Regions from separate parts of the Homo sapiens genome. Here region 1 is linked to region 2. A link is a loop called in an ENCODE intact Hi-C map of the cell type or tissue named here. Cell type or tissue: ascending aorta. All regions are shown on one strand. Each heading gives the region's core, and the rest is flanking DNA. Links, peaks and the distances in the headings are about the cores only. Region 1 has its middle 21 kb from the start of PRKACB. Region 2 holds the start of TTLL7 (tubulin tyrosine ligase like 7).

The links. Peaks named below come from ENCODE experiments on the same cell type or tissue, not always from the same donor. Only the 100,000 strongest peaks of a DNase experiment are listed, where the experiment ranks them.
Region 1: a loop joins it to region 2, with 2.3 times the contacts of the local background. A loop is called at or near these places in 24 of 110 quality-filtered maps.

Annotation. Positions count from the first base shown.
Region 1 is chr1:84,118,946-84,127,289 of GRCh38, forward strand. It overlaps a transcript of PRKACB not described here. Among named protein-coding and RNA genes, the nearest start is that of PRKACB, 21 kb to the right of the region's middle. RefSeq lists an enhancer at 3,970-4,119. In ascending aorta, for the core only: a CTCF peak has its summit at 4,064 (motif pointing left); a DNase peak (open chromatin) is centred at 4,076.
Region 2 is chr1:83,994,784-84,003,127 of GRCh38, forward strand. TTLL7 (tubulin tyrosine ligase like 7) reads right to left here and starts at 4,349. Exons shown (of 21, transcript NM_024686.6): 1 at 4,148-4,349. It overlaps LOC124904205 (a long non-coding RNA gene), which reads left to right and starts at 4,505. Exons shown (of 2, transcript XR_007066195.1): 1 at 4,505-4,923. RefSeq lists silencers at 4,009-4,138, 4,149-4,248. In ascending aorta, for the core only: no CTCF peak of the experiment used is centred there; DNase peaks (open chromatin) are centred at 4,388 and 4,618; H3K4me3 peaks cover 6,254 bases; H3K27ac peaks cover 6,480 bases.

The DNA.
Region 1 (8,344 bases), core at 310-8,309, 120 kb after region 2:
AAGAAGCAGAGACCCTATTCAAACTGATTGAAACAGAAAGGAAATAATTTTTTAAGGTAACTTCAAAGTTCAAGTGGTGAAACAGCATTTAGGCATTGCAGTATCCAGGACCTCAAATGATGTCATTAGATTTATATATTTTTCTCCCTCTTTCTGTGTTTGTCTCTCTGCCTCTGCCATGTCTTTCTCTGTCTTACAGTATGAATATGATTTTTTTCATTGTTCAGAAGCTGGAGCTGGAAGTGACTGAAATACTTCTGAGAAACCTTATTTCCATGACCATGCTTGTCATCAGAAATACATATTCAAATATCATAGAAGAGCATCTAGTGGGGAGAACTTTATTTTTATCCAAAACTTTAAGAACAAGGAGTCCAGGAAATATATTTTATAGCTTTCCAACCTGTCCAACTATTAAAGAAGGAGAATGGAAGGGACATTGAATGAACCAATTTACAATATCCAGCATGGTCCACTCTTTTGGCTGTTCATCACCTATTTATACCCTTCTACTGATGCTTTCAAAGAATGGCAATTACACTATTCTACAGCTAACTTAATGCTACTGTCCTTCATATAAATGAAAACACTCAACTTCTACCCAAAAAGAGAGATCTAAAAATCCATCAGCCCGTATATCAATTTCTAGATGATATTCACTCATATCATTTAGCCATAATATCACCTTGACTTTCCACAGCCCTAGTACTAAATTATAAAGTTAATGACCACGCCTTATGTAAAATTCCTGGGGAAAGGCAAGAAGGAAATTGATGTGTTTATATGTACACACATACATAGGCACACATATAGCATAGCAAGGTGGCATTTATGAGTAGCTGCTATAGTCCTTGTTCTGTTTGAAAGTTGCTATAAATTTCCCACTGCAGCATATAAGTGTAGAAGGGATTCTTTTTCAGGGTAGTAGTTTAGACCATCATTCTTGAATCATTGAGACCTTGGTAGTGTTTCCTATATTGGAATACTGAAGTCTTCTCTGTTTTTATACTCAATATGCAAATTACAAGAAAGTACCCCACCTCCATCTATAACACAACTTTATGTCTCAGTAATAACCAGGATTAATCACTCAAACAGAAGTAACTTTCCTTTTCGGCCTGTATTTTTCAGTGAAATGTGACCAGAATGCCCAGCTGGCACTCTAAACTTCTGGTTCAAGGGATTAATTGTTACAGGTACTCCCCATACTTGAAGAGTACTTCTAAATTCATATTTCTTGAAGAGTACTTCCAAGGGTATTAAAATGTCTCAACTGTTAAAGAGTCCAAAGTTACAGAGACAAGAAGTAGAAAATTTTCAAATGGGTAACTTATCATACTATAGTTCATTAATTTTGACATACATACTTTTGTCTCACATTTTAGTGTATTCGAAATTAGGATGCTTCCTAAAATGATGACATCAGTCAGGCAATTCTTGTGATGTGCTTGTTATTGTCTATACATGCACAAACATGAAAATGCGTATCAGCAGGTTGGAAGAAAATATAGGAGATGGTAGTAGAGCGCCTCAAAAAATACTGTATCAATATTTTTGATATAAAGAACAATAATTGTGTAAAAACACACAATAATGACTGTGCATCAAAAAATAGTCTGGAAGAGTCAGACTATGAATATGAAAGCATTTTAGGAATTTCTTAACAAGTTTAAAATTTTTTTCACTTCATATGTTTACAAGAGTGATATTAAAAAGTTATGTCTAAATAAATCAAAAATAGTTCTCTCTTAATAGGGAAAAAATTTATAACTGACAAAGTATCTCATAGTTTAATTGCTGTACATTTTTCTTTTTTTTCTTAGTGGTACATGATATAATGGTGATTTTTATAATTGATAGTCATAGATTCAGTGAAATAGGGTGGTGATATCTACCACTCCCACCTCCACCTTCTGGTTCCCAGATACTTGTTTTTTATGGTTGAAGAAACACCAGGTAATGGTCCCTGAGAAGTTTCTTTTGTGTATGAGCTACAAGATTTCAAGACTTTTCAAATCTTGATCTTAGGTAATTTTTGAAGTAACAATAATCACTAATAGTTTGTCTTTAATGTTCTTGTACTAGCTATCACGAGTTTTATGTATCTTTGTTATTGTTACTATTTTGTGTCAATTGCCAAGAGACTTAAACATCTTTTCTAACATGTTCATATTCTCTTGATTAATTACATTATGAAACAACATGCCTATTCATTATTTTTATTTGGAATTTTTCCTTTTTTCATGATTTAGTGTATTTGTTACAAAAAATAACTTGAATTCACTTTTCTATATAGGAACATTTTTATTGATTTTATGTCTCCTCTTTATAATCTCTTTCATATTTCATTATGTTTCTTCTAAATTTATCTTGTTTTTTTAATACATAAATTTGAAGATGAAAAAGGAGGTACTCCTCATATACATTCATGTATTATACATATATATTCATATACATATATATGTACACATTCAAATCACAAGTCTGTCATTTTTAACTTTTTAATTGAAAAATCCCCAAACTTCTTGCCAATCGTAGCTAAAACTGTACATTACCCCTAAACTTTCCCTTATTCAGATCTCTAAAATGCCTGGTGCCACTCCATTAGCACCTGACATAATGGAAAGTGTGAAGAAGGGGAAGTTGGAGAGAAAAGAGACAGCAATCTCAACCAATTGCTATTAAAATATCTTACTTTTGCAAGTCTTACAAAAGCATGTGTCCTTGTGAACACAATGCTAGAATCTCTCCCAGGGTATTAGAAGGGTTGCCTGCACTTGAGAGGTCCTGAAATTTAATCTCTGTTAGCTTCACAGTAAACCTGCTGTGGCCCTCAGATTTCAGTTCTCTTTGTGAGAGAAGCCCTCTCCTCTGGCTGGCAATTTATGATTCCCTTGCACACACTCTCTTTTCTGGGGTCTATAGGACATAAATGTATTTTCCCTGCTATTCCAAGTTGAGCCCCCTCTCAACATAATTCTTTTCACTCTGCCACTGAGCAGAGGTGGTTTTATCTACCATTTAGTACCTTTACATTTTGTACATTTGGTGAGTCCCCCCAAAACAGTCCCTAACTCTTATAAATCCTAGCAGATAGGGTACATGTTAAGTCTCTGAGTGGTTTCCTTGAAGCCCCTCAGTTGATTTGAGGTAAGGGTGACCTCCTGCCCTGAATGTGTTGCATACCTCATAACTGCTCCAAAACAATTCTCTCCAGCACTCTTCAGCCTCTCCCTCTGATGTAAATTGGCTAATGTTGGCAGATCTGGCTTTAAAATCTAGTTTCTGTGGGTGGTTTTATTTTTCATTTGGGAAGGCTGGTCACCTGATAGAAAAATAAAAATAACCATGTTAAGACAAATTGGTGTTTTAGCTGTCTGCTTAATTGCTTTTGGCCTTCAGTTTTCTCTTTGAAATCTTATACTCAATTGAGCAAATGTTTCTCAGTTGAGGGTTTATGTGTTCTAAGTCCTGTGATAGGTACCAGGAATGCAGAGATAAACAGATCCATTGTAAACAGTCAAATGTAATAGAAGAATCATATGGCTAATCTGCCATATATTAAGTCATAGTGTCTAAATTGCATTAAACCAGCTCAATATAAGAACAACTGTTTTCTTAAAAGTTATATGAGATTTTATAAAAGATTTTACCTTGCCATTATATAGTAATTATGATTGAACTTACCAAATTAAATGTAATGTGACGTTTACTAGTATTTTTCCATTAAATTGTTAGTGAATTAAAAGGACGTTTTGGAATTATATGGGGGATCTTTGGAAGACTTAATTTTTTCATGGGTTGTATAAATAGATTTATGAGAGGGAAAATGGATATTAGTTTCTGATATGGTAGTTTATGTGAGAATTTTATAGTTTGATTTGTATAAATAAAATAATGTTATTGCATATTTCTGGTACATTACACTTTTATTTGTATAATAACCTAAACTTGTGTTTATCTTATATTGCTAAAATTTAAGGTAATGACAATAAAAGATTTTTCTGGTATGTATGTGAAGCCTAAATGGCCCCATTCTGCCACCTTCTGGCTGACTCCGTAGCTTATAATATTGTGAGGTAAGTGTCATCTAACCGTTCTGCCATGGTTGGCAGCAGACCATATATTTGGGGCCTGGGTGATTTAAAACAGGGTCAGTTTAAGCAATAATGTAGTTCTAGTGCCTCAGGCTCACCTTTATTTCATAGTTCTAAAATGTGTTAGAATTTATTGGAATAGAATACCACATAGTGATGTATGAGATTGTTTCTCCCAGGGTATGGAGTTGTAGTTAATTTTGACTTTTCTGCAATACTAAAGTTTCTTCAGATATTACTTGATAATTAAAACTGTATCAACATGGTAAGCTATTTATCAGAATCATCATAAGAAAGTTACTTGGAGAGTGATATAGAAATGAAAGTTACTGAAATCAGCACCAATTCCTTATAGAGAAACTAATGGGTTCAGTAATCACTTACTAGAGTTCTAAAATAAAAGGAGAAACCATATGTACAACAACAAAGTACTAACAAAATCTTAGTAATTTAAACCTCTAGTTTTGTGACACTTCTATATATTGCCATTTATTAAAAAAAAGAATTTGGGAAGGCTTAAAACTTTTGGAAATGTAATTCATTTAAAATTGGTTTGATAAACTTTTTGGAGAGGGATAGAGAAAATAAAGTAGAACGCTATAAAATGTTGCAATTTGTGACCTTTTGCAGCACACTTAACCTCTTTGTCACTCTGGAAAATGGGATAATAATATCCAATATAAAGGTAGATTGTTGTGAGGAATAAATGCTTTATTTACTTCATGTGAAACACTTAGAATGATATCTGACATATAATAAGTTAGCATTGTTATAGTCAATCTTACAACATTTAGAATATGTTACATAGTCTAATATAAATGGATTCCAAAATATTCTAGGCAGTAAGCTTTGTATTTTCTTAACATTTTTACACTCAATAATATTAAATTAAAAGAGAGAAATTGAAGACTGGAAATGCATAGCTCCCTAAAGTAGTGTAGAAATATATGTGATATATTGGGGCCTAATAAAGGGCCTTTATTTCTGTCTGTGACTCATCTTTTAGATACCTAAAGCTATCTCATAAAAAAGCTATGGTATCTTGAAGAAATTAATCAATTTAAAAACATTTATTGAGTGTATACTGTGTGATCATCAGTGTGTTAGATTCTGGTAAGAAATGATATGAGAAACTCACAAAAAGAAGTATAAACATGCAATTACTACAATGTGGTCAGTACAGTAACGTGGGTGTTAATATATTTTAGGAACTAGAAGAGAAGAAATAACATTGAACTACACTTTGATTAACAAGTAGGAATTAGCTAGGAGAAAGTCGTCTTACATAAATGGAACTTCTATGCATGATTTTTGACTACTGGTTTACCTGAAGTTTCTTACATTTTGTATTAGTATAACTTTACAGCCTTTCATATCCAGAATGCTTTTACACACATTATCTGAAGAGTGAGGTTTTCAGGTTATTATCTGAATGGTGAAAATTGGGTTTCTATCGTAGTAATTATGGGTGAAGGGGAAATATGTGTTTTTTAAAACTGGACATTTGTAATGTTGCTGTCTGAGCCTATAGCCCCCTACCTTCACCTCTTTATGCTGTGGAGTCAGGCAACTACACTAGCAGTCAAATGCCTGAGGTTCGCAGTTTGCCCTATCAGTGCTCTTGAGGGTTCTCATGTGAGTGAAAGGAGTGACTATCCCATGCCCTGCACCATTTCTGTGGTGGTAGTGGTGGTTGAGGGAAGAAGTTTCATCTTCACATTTCAGGTATTTAGAAAGCCCATCTGGAGATTTAGTTATGGGACTACCTGGCTATAGTCTTGGCTAGGGCGTTAGTAGATCAATGAAATTTTCTCATCAACACGAAGGGCTCTAAGTGTTAAAGGGAGACAGTGCCCACATCAACCATGACTAGGAGTTTCACATGTCCATATTTCATACATTTTAGTACTCTGGAAATAGAATCCCACTTTCCTCATCCCCATCACCTTATTACATTTAAGTCTTGTGTTAATTTTCTATTATTGCTATAACTAAATAGTGGCTTAAATAGTGGCTTAAAATAACACCCATTTATTATCTCACTGTTCTGTAGGTCAGAATTCTGGCAGGCTCTTATCTGGAGTTTCTGGGGAAGAATTTACTTCCAAGCTGATCCATACTTCTGGCAGAATCCAGTACCTTATGGTTATAGGACTAGGGTCTCTGTTTCTTGGTTGACTGTCATCTAGGGGGCTCCCTTAGCTCTTAGAGCCCTCTCTCTGGTGCTTCTACATAGGCTGTAATATCTCAGAGCCAGTAATGGTGTGCTGATCATTCTCACACGTGAAATTTCATGACATGTTGCCATGGCTCTCTTCTGCTCCTAGCTGGACAAGGTTCTCTGCTTTCAAGAGCAAATTTTTTTAGATCGGGCCCACCTAAGTAATCCAGAGGAATCTATTTAGTCACTAATTAGTAGCCTTAATTACATCCGCAGAGTCCAGTTAGGCATATATTGAAACATATCCACAGTTTCCAGGCAGTAGATGGAATTAATAGGGGGAGCATTCTGCTTATCAGAAATCCATCGGGAGTTTAGAAAGAAGAGGAAGTACAGAGAGCCTACGACCTTTGGTATGCATTTCAAGACTCAGTCACAATTAAGAGGAGGATCTACTTAATAGTTAAAGAAAATTTAAACCATCTTTCTTCCCTAATACAACCAGAAGTATAAACTAGTTGTTAACAGATATGCATATGATTAAAATAAAATTTAGAAGGCAGTGATGTGTTTCAGACTCATATTCAGCTATCTTTTTGAAATCTCCATTTGTATGTCTAGTAAGCATCTCAAATTTAATATGTCCAATAGAATTTTTTATTACAACACCCCTCCAGCCCCTTCCTTCAGAAATGGGATAGTTCCCTTGACCCCTTCGCGGGACTCACAAAGGGATTGACTTGTTTACTCAGCTCGCAGCTCTCATCCCCTCACGGGACGGGGAGCATGCAGGTGAGTGGGTACAGGGACTGGGACAAGTGCTTCTGGGCATCCGCAGGAGTAGAATCCTGTGCAGTCCAGTGGAAGCTTCCTGGGGGGTGGGGGGGAGGGGAGGGGAACCTGTGACCTCCGGAGTCCTAGAGGGCATGTGTTACAGTGTGCTCATTTAGCTTTGCCATCCACAGACAACTTAAGTGTTTAACAGATCAGTGGAGGGTCAGGGTGACAGCCTTTTGCACCCGCCCTCTTGGTACCCGAGTACTTGTCTGGCATCCAGGAAGAATAAGGTCATATGAATGAATTGAAGGGTGGTGAATGTGGAGGATTTTACTGAGCAGTAGAAGTGGCTCTTGGCAGGATGGGGAGCTGGAAAGCGGATGGAGTGGGAAGGTGGTCTTCTCCTGGAGTTCAGCCGTCCCCTGTGGAACTCTTCTGCGAAGTCCTGCTGTCAAGCTGTTCCTCTGAAGTCAAGCTGCTTCTCTTTGATGTCCTTCTGCTGCCTCTCTTCTCTCCTCTGCCACTCTGCCACTCTGCTGGTGGGGCTTGGGGTTTTTATGGGTACAGGATGGGGAGGTGGGGACAGCCAACATGGTTTTGGAAAAGGCAAATTTGGGCAGGAAAACAGGAATGCATGTTCTCACTTTGGACTGCAGGTCCAGGCTTGAGAGTGTGGCCCTCGTTGGGGTCTGCCCTCTTCTACCCAGTATTTCCCCGCCTCCTGTCTATATCACTTCCTCACCCTTCCCCAGCTTAATAATAACTGGCATCACTACTTATTCACATGCTCAAGCCAAAAAAAGTAGGAATTATCTTTTATTACTTTTATTAATTTTCTGGGTTCAATGAATCATCAAATCTCCTTGTTTTTCAAAAATATATATGAAATCTGTCTGTTTTTCTTTCCCACCACAACCTCAGTTCAGGTATCCATCATCTCTTGCCTGGACTTTTGCAGTAGTCCTTAACTATTTTTCATGTTTCCATTCTTACCTTCCACCTACACAGAAGATTCCTGAATCCATTCTCTTCCTAGTAGTCATACTCTTTTTGCCTTATTCCTCTATCTGGGTCTTTAATTCCCAGCTTCATCTGCATGGCATACTCTTCTTCCATCTTTCTGTAAGTTCCTCTTTTCTTTGTACTTCAGGTCTTGACAGCTGTGTATGTTACCTGAAACACATTATAGAAAATGTACATTTGTACATGAGATGAAGATAAATAGGGAGGAAGACCAAAGAGTAGAATTATCTGCTAAGTTGAACAATTACAAAATAGTAATCTATCAAATAAAATCTTAAAATAGCTG
Region 2 (8,344 bases), core at 194-8,193:
GTGAATTCCCCAAATTAGAGTGCAAAAGTGAGCTCACAGCTGTGCCTTGCAATATCAGGACCCTGAAGCTGGAGACCTGGGAATCTGATATAAGAGGATAGAATAAACTGAAATTTGAAGGAGATAGATATGTGTGTTGTGGGTGAGGGAATGCAGAGGTTTACAGCTGAAGTCCACAAATACAACACTGGAACCAGAAAGTAGTCTATCACATATTCTCCTTCTCTGACTATCAACTCTTACTCACTCTCACCAAGCCTGTTCTCCAACTTAGTATCTTCTCTCCTCAGTAACACCAACTGCCTGCCTTTCTCCCAGTCTCCATGATTTAATCAGTCTTTAGTCTAATCAAAAGAAGTTGCTTGAAAGACTATAATCTGAGGAGCCACAGACAAGATTGGGTGTTATGAATTATTAATATGCAAATATTCTATAATCAACATGTAAGTATTCCAAATTGAACACTGGGAATTGATACAGTTTGGATATGGGTCCCTATCCAAATCTCATGTTGAATTTTATTCCCCAGTGTTGGAGGTGGGGGTGGGAAATATTTGAATCCTGGGGACATATCCATCATGAATGGCTTAATGCATCCCTTTGGCGGTAAGTGAGCGCTCACTCTGAGTTCTCACAAGATCTGGTCACTTAAAGTGTGTGGCACCACCCCCTCACTCTCTCTCTTGCTCCTGCTTTCTGCTATGTGACGTGCCTGCTCCCCCTTCCCCTTCAACATGATTGGACGCTTCCTAAGGCCTCCCCAGAAGCAGATGCTGCCATGCTTCCAGTACAGCCTGCAGAACTGTGAGCCAATTACACCTCTTTTCTTATAAATTACCTAGTTTCAGGTATTTATTTATAGCAATGCAAGAATGGCCTAATATAAGAACTCAGTAGTTTCAAAACTTGCTTAAAATAGTGCAACTTCAAGACCTCATACCCTTTAACCCAGAAATTTTATTTCTGAGACTCTATGCAAAGGAACTAATATTCAAAATACAAAAAAAAGCATACGCACAAAGATGTTCATCACAGTGCTATTATTATCATCAATAATTGTTTATTATGATGTCATCAATAGTGACAATGAGGAACAATTAGGCAATGATAATACATCTACCAAATGGAAAATTATGTAGTCATTTTTAAGCCTGCTATTAGGCATTTTAAACCTAGTATTAAGCCAGTTGTAATTAAATGAAAACTAAAGTTATAGAATTTTAAATTTAAAAATAATATAAAAGTAATATAGATACCATAATTAAAACTACGCATGAAAAAAGTGGAAAGAAACATGTCAAAAATGAATAGTGATTGTCTTTAGTTGGTCAAATTATGAGGGTGTTTTTTTCCTTTTTATATTCTTAAACTTTCCAAATTGTTCATAATTATCTAATGGGGGCCGGAGCTAAAAGGCAAATTCCTTTGGAAGAGGAAAAATTGTACTTGCACAGAAAACTTTTTCTCAGTTTAGTTGACAATCCTTTTAGTACCCAGGAAACAGACCATTTCCTGGAAGGGGACTCGGGGCAACAGATATGGAGAATGTAAGAAAGAGAAATGATTAACAGATCAGAAACAGATCTCACTGTCTGACATTCAAGTTTCTTCATGATCTTTCACCATGTATCCAAACAGTAGATGAGCACTTCTTAGCTGAACCTTTATGTGGCTTTCTCTTTGCCTATCAGAATCCTTCCAGTCTCTGAGACTGATTTAATTCACTTCAACCCATGAAGACTTTCCTGATCCTCTGATCATCCAAGGCTCTACTATTTCTCTTTTCTCTTAAGGTACCGCTATAGCAGTAGGTCTGCACCACCCTTTTCTGGTATTAAGCCAATTCTAAGTTATTTGTTAATTACTCACGTGTAAGTAAAATTTCCCCTGCTAGACTTTAAGTTCCTTGAAGTGGGGAATTTAGATGGTTTGCAGACTGTAGTCATTGGACAGAGGAGAGAGAGCAGTTCTAAAGCCAAGTTGGTATTATATTCATACTCTCAGTGATGTCATCTAAGTAAAATGTGCTGTCTCTGTTTTAAAATGTTGCTGCTGACCATCCATCACCAGGACATGCACTTTCCTTTTTTTTTTTTTAACAGCAGTGGTATTGTATTTTTGCTTATTCATTCATGCCAGTTCTGCTGTCCCCCTTAGGATTAAACAGATTGGATTACAAGATGCCTTGCCAAGGTTCAGGATATAGGTTATAGCCATGTAAAGAACAAAATGAAATGACTTTTAGGAATCAAACTCAAGACTCTTCACAAGACCCCACTTCTCATACTCTTGTTTGAACAACAAATATAAATTTGTGCCTCCATTTTATGTCCTTATTTAGGCAGTGGACTTTATCAATACCCCCGTTAACTTGAAAAAGAATTCTCCAATGCAAATGGTTCAATACTTTAGAAATGACATACTAAGATGACTCTGTTCCTGCCTACCATCAATACTATGTGAGTATTTAGAGATAATGAGCATCTGTACTATAGCAACCTGCCTCTTGAGACATAAACAAGAGATGCATTTCTTAAGAAAAAATCTGTAAGTCGCTAATGAAAGCAAGTCAAAGGACCCATCAACGGGCGAAGAAAGACCTAGCATCCATTATTTTTACAGAAGGAGCATAGAAGGTCAATATAATTGTTGACTCTTAACGGCAGGGTAACAACAAACTAATTCAGTTTCCCACTATATAAGAACTACATTTTACTACAACACTCATATTTCTAAACTGACTAAGAGTCAAGGCTTGTCCAAATTCCATGGCTTACTGAGTGGTCTTGAACCTTCTCTGAATTTTGTTCCTTAGTCTGTAAAATGGAGTTATCACCTGTTATGCAATATCACAGAGTTGTAATGAATCAAGTAACATTATCTTAGTATGGGTTCACCTGTCACCCTATTGTGGGGTGCAGTTCAGTCGCACACCTCATGAACTAAGTAACTATTATTACTGTAAATGTCTCCCTAACATTTAAGACAGAAAAAGATTTCCAGAGTTCTTCTTACGTTTTTAATCGACTTCTCCAACACTTGAGCATCCACCAAATATCACTGCCAAAAATGTGCTGAACATCTCCTGTTATGACCTCACTCTCCTATGTAGTGTTGTTCACATATTTTTTGCCATAAGCTTTCTAAGAAAATAGATTATTTTTCACATGATTCAAAGCATCTTTCTTTCATATTGAAGGAGCAATAATTCCTTATGCAGAAAGTTTACAGGTTGTTGTTGCTGTTGTTTGAGATTACTCCTCAATTAATTAATTCTATGTTTAATATCTAATAGAGCATATATATGTACACTTGGACACACTCCATTAATACAGTGGAAAATCCATGGACTATAGAGTCAGGAAAACCTATATTCGAATTCCTGTTCTGTGACCTTGAGAATGTAATTTAACTTCCCTGCTCCTCAGTTTCCACATTTGGTTCTGGATTATGATGATTTAATAAAATACGATATATAAAAGTAAGTGCCTAGGCTATGAAGGTATTATTTCCTACCTCTCCTAAATCTTTTCTTTCTATGCCAGGATCAATCAAACCCACCCAGAATACAAGGCAACTTTCATAGGGTATCTTTTACATCAGTCGAGGGAACGCTGCGATGTGATATAAGTGGATGATGGCATGAGTCAGGCATCCAACAGAGCAAGATGTGGAGAAAGTGAGAGGTACCTACAAGGGCCCTAGACTTCACTCGCATGTGCGAAAAGGGCATTTTGATACCCTTTCAAGAATGCCCCGCATACTCGCGGAGGCTTATACCACGATGTGGGAAAACGACGGAATTACAGAATAAACCAGCAGGGAGCCTCCTCGTTCACCCAACCCGACCCCGCCCGCCCGAGTCTCCCATCTGGAGCCTAAAAACTGAGCTGAGATCACAGCAACTGACCCCGTCCCCTCCGCCCTCTCCCTCCCCCATTCTGCCCAAACCTCTCAGGGCACGAATGGTGCTGAATCATTTGCACGAACGCAGCAGCTCCCCGTTCCGCGGCTCCCAGCGGGGACGGTGTCCCCAGAGCAGTGACAGTCCGGGGATGGGGGCCCGGAAAGAGGGCCAGGGCGGAGCCTTTGGGGACGTGGGGACATGGAAGGGGGTCGGGGGAGGATGGCGGCAGCAGGTACTCACCCGGGTGAGGAAAGCCCAGCCCGGGTCCTCGCGTCCCCGCTGCAAGCGGTCCCCCAGGTGCTCCCGCGCCTCGCAGCTTCCCCGTGGGCGGCCGCCCCGACTCGGCAGCCTGCACTGGTGGTCCGGTGCTCTCCTCCGCCCGCCCACCGCCCGTGGCAGCCACGGCTCGGGACTCCGGTGCTCGACGCGGAGTGCCTGGAACAGCTGTCGCTGCCCAAGCGGGTGGCGGCTACCGACGGGCCAGACCATTCGCCTGCTGCGGCCGGGGGTGCACGACGTGCCGAGAGGCGCGGGCGCCGGGGGCGGCGACGGTTGGGAGGAACAAAGGACTCGGGGAATCCTCTGCCCCCTCGGAGTCAGGAGGTCCTGGGGACAGGAGGGATCAACGGAGGGGCCGCTGCCTCTTCTGGGGGTTTACTGAAGACACTGCTCGAGCTTTCCCGGGCCACACACACCCCCCCCCCGTTTGCCTTGGTCCCGCTCGGGGCTCCTTTAGAACGCGGCAAACAGAGGACTTAGCAACGCGAGCGCCTGGGCGGCGCCCCTCCTCAGAGATGCGAGAGGCGCTGGCCTGAGCGCCTCCGGCCACCTCCTTCTACCTCCGGGCCCTAGGCGCCCGATCCACCTGCCTATCTGACCACAGACATCTTCCCACAAAACAGTGGAGCTTTTTGAATCTTTGAAGAGAGTCTTCAGATCTTTTATCTAAGCATCTTTGTGAAGCAAAGAATAAACGGGTATCTGAGGCCAGCTCGAAAGTTAGGAAATAAAATCAGGTGGGGCCCCATCCCGTAGATGCTGAGGGACAGCTCTGACCTAGAGTTCCTGCTAAGCAAATGTTGAACCACGGCAGTTGTAAAAAAATGTAGATTTAGGAAGCCATTTCGAGATAAAGATTTACAGAAGATTGTTGCAGAAATTAAAGAATATTCGAGGTTCATTGTTCACCATTTTAGAGTTGCGTGTCTTGAAAACGGGAAGGCAATCATGTCTTCTCATAAAATGAATTGTATAGAACTGGAAGAAGTCCTAACACATGAATTCCTTAGACTTTTGTGGTCCCTGCTTCTGTCACGCTGGGTTCACACAGGTTCATTTCAGAGCATGGTGAAGATCAGGACAAGTGTACAGTTTTCCCTGTAGAAAAAAAGAAAAGATAGAACAGAATTGGCAACTACCTATAAAATGTGATTAAAGGTAGGAAAAAAAAAGGCCCTCCAAGTGCATCCCAAAAAATATAAAATTTCACAATTTAAAGTTTTGTCCTTCGTTGAGTAAATCAACATAAATTCAGCACTTTCTATAGACCACTGTGCTGAGAATAGTCTCATTTTCATTTCTTCATTTATTCTTCTAAAAACTCCTGTGAGATTGGTAACCTGCAATAGACCTCCATACAGCCTTGCCAGCATTGGGAACTGATCTGGTCAGTGAGGGCATCTTCTCATAAAGGACACTGGTGAGAAACTGGGCTCAGGGTTTGTCGTGCTGGGTTAGTCTCACGATCATAAGCGGCAGAGCAGACATTGCCACCTGGAGTTTTTGACTTGTTCCTTTCCCCTAGAATGCCTCTGAGAACGATATACATTAAACCGTGTCACATCTGTGATTGCAACTTGAATGTGAGTCTGTTTATCCTTCCTTTGTGAGAAGGGGTTTTAGAATGGAGAGGGGGCAGTTAGGTGTCCAGGGTAGGCATCACCCTGAGGCAAGAAGAGTGATCAGAAAGAAGAAGCTGGACTTCACCCAGAACTAGCCGAACATCAGCGTCACAATACACTGTCAAGGTCACATGAGGTTGAAGAGGAATTCTCCACTGCCTTCTTGTTAATCATCTTTACATCATTATTTTCACTGTATTACACTTTACACTATGCATGCACTATTACTACATTACATGTTATCATTCTTCCATTCCTAGGAAGGGGCAAGAATTTTTCAATAAACCTATTATCATGGGTCCTCATATACCTTATCAAAAAAAATGTTAAGTAACAGAGGTATTAGCAACACTTAACGTCACCTCAAGAAAGCTTTTTGAGAAATCAGGAATAAAATTAAATTGTTTCTGTATGATATGATATTGTTACTATGTTAATGGTTGTTGTAAAGATTCACACGTCAGCAGCAGCAAAACAGAAATCCCCAAAGTTGCATGTTGCCGAGGAGCAGGAGCATTGGGTCCCCAGTGGCCAGACTGGCCTCAGGCTCAGAAATGTGTGATTCTTCTCTCCATGTGCAGTTGTTTCACTTTCAAAGGCAACAACAGGAACAGAACACATGTAGATGAGGCGTCTTCTGAGTTAGTGCTTTATGTCAGATGTTAGATGATAGGGATATAGAAAGGAATTTAGAGCCTTATGATTTGTGGTGCGGATGGGCCAGTGACATCTGCAGCAATCTGTTTGTATAAGTTGACACTCTTGGAACATATGTTTCTGAATGAAGAAAGGGGAATTTTTGTGCTGGCAGCCTTGGGAAATTGTCAAAAGAAGTGGAAGGAATGGTGTGATGCCTGCATTCCCTGCTTTCCTCAGAGTCCTCAAATGGTTTTGAGCCTGCTGTGTAAAGAACTTAGGGCCAGAAGCTAAATAATCATCTTCCCCACAAATGACTTTGTGAAATTTAAGTTCTAAGAAGTACTACTTTAGGCCTGGTGACAAATGACAGCATGGAGCTGGCAAGAGAGCCATTCTCTCACCCAACCTGAAATAGACCTCCATACAGCCTTGCCAGCGATAGGAACTGATCTGCCCAGTGAGGGTATATTCTCATAAAGAACACTGGTGGCCGATACAAGGTCAAGGTAACTTAAGTAGGAGCCCAGAGCAGTAAAGCAGGAGTGGTATTATTCCTGAGCACCTGAAAGACACTGCTGAGGATTTCTTGCTGCAAATGATGGAGACTAGGGAGGCACTGCAGGGTCAAGGGAATCATTATTAAACTCAAGATGATTGTTAAACCTTATTTAGGCACCGATATTAACATGAACTCATTTGTATTCACAAACTAGCATGATCTGGGAACATTCCAATATTACTTTTTAAATGATACTAATAAGAAGAGAGCTAGAGAGAAAGAGAATACTTAATGCCTTTGATAAAACTGCATTGTGAGCCACAAAATGTTAAATCTTGATGCAAGATATTCCAGTACCTGCTATGTGTTGGTCTCTTACCAAAGCATGTGGTGACATTAACCTCTCAACTTATTCTTGCTGAAGAGAGTGCTTAATTGTGTTGTTTCTCTTTGCGTTTAGCTAACACTTATTAAATCATTAGTGTTTGAGTAACTAGTATTATGTGAAGTAAGTACTATTATCACTCCCATTTTATAAATGAAGAAACTGAGAATTACAAGGGTGTATTAATTTGTCAAAGGTAGCACAATTGGAAAGAGACAAAGCTGGATTTCAAACACTAACCAATACATGACGTGAATATCAGCATACTTTTACTGTCTCCTGCTATAGAGAACATGTACATTGCATGTTTCTCTGCAGCAGAATCTATTTTTTATTTATTATTAAAAACCTGTTTTCAACTCTCATTTCTAAGAGGAAATGAGTCATTTCCCACAGAAGATTTAAACATTGGATACCCTTTTCTAGGTTTCTGTGCTCAGAAAAGAGACCCTGAATTTAAGAATAAGAAGTGAACCTTGTAACATAAACTTGACCAGTGATGCCTAAAATTCTTGCTGCAAAATTATGATTGCAGGAACTCCTGCATGAGACTCTGGAAACTAGATTCCTATGAAGTTCTGTAGGTGGTTCTAATGTACAGCCAAGTTTGACCAGACCATACTGGACAAAAACAATATGGGGCCTACAAAAAATAACATTCAGGCTTCTAGACTTAACCCCTTAATCCCACCTTTTATTAAGAAGGAAATAAGAGGCTGTTATTTAAAACCTACATTATGTAATTTTACATTTATCATATAAAATGTATTTATTAAAGGGTTTAGAATTTTTCTCAGTGTTGTTTTTGTCATTCTCAACAAATCTTCAAAAAGCCCCAAATTTAAAATGATACTCATTCAAAATTACTTTTATATATAGATATTGGACTTTAAGCCCTTTTTAATTATTATACGGCATTTTATATAAGACAAAAAGTCATATTGCATTAGACTTTTGTTTTAATTTTTGGAGAATTTACATGACAGTAAGTCATTTCATCCAAGAAGATAATA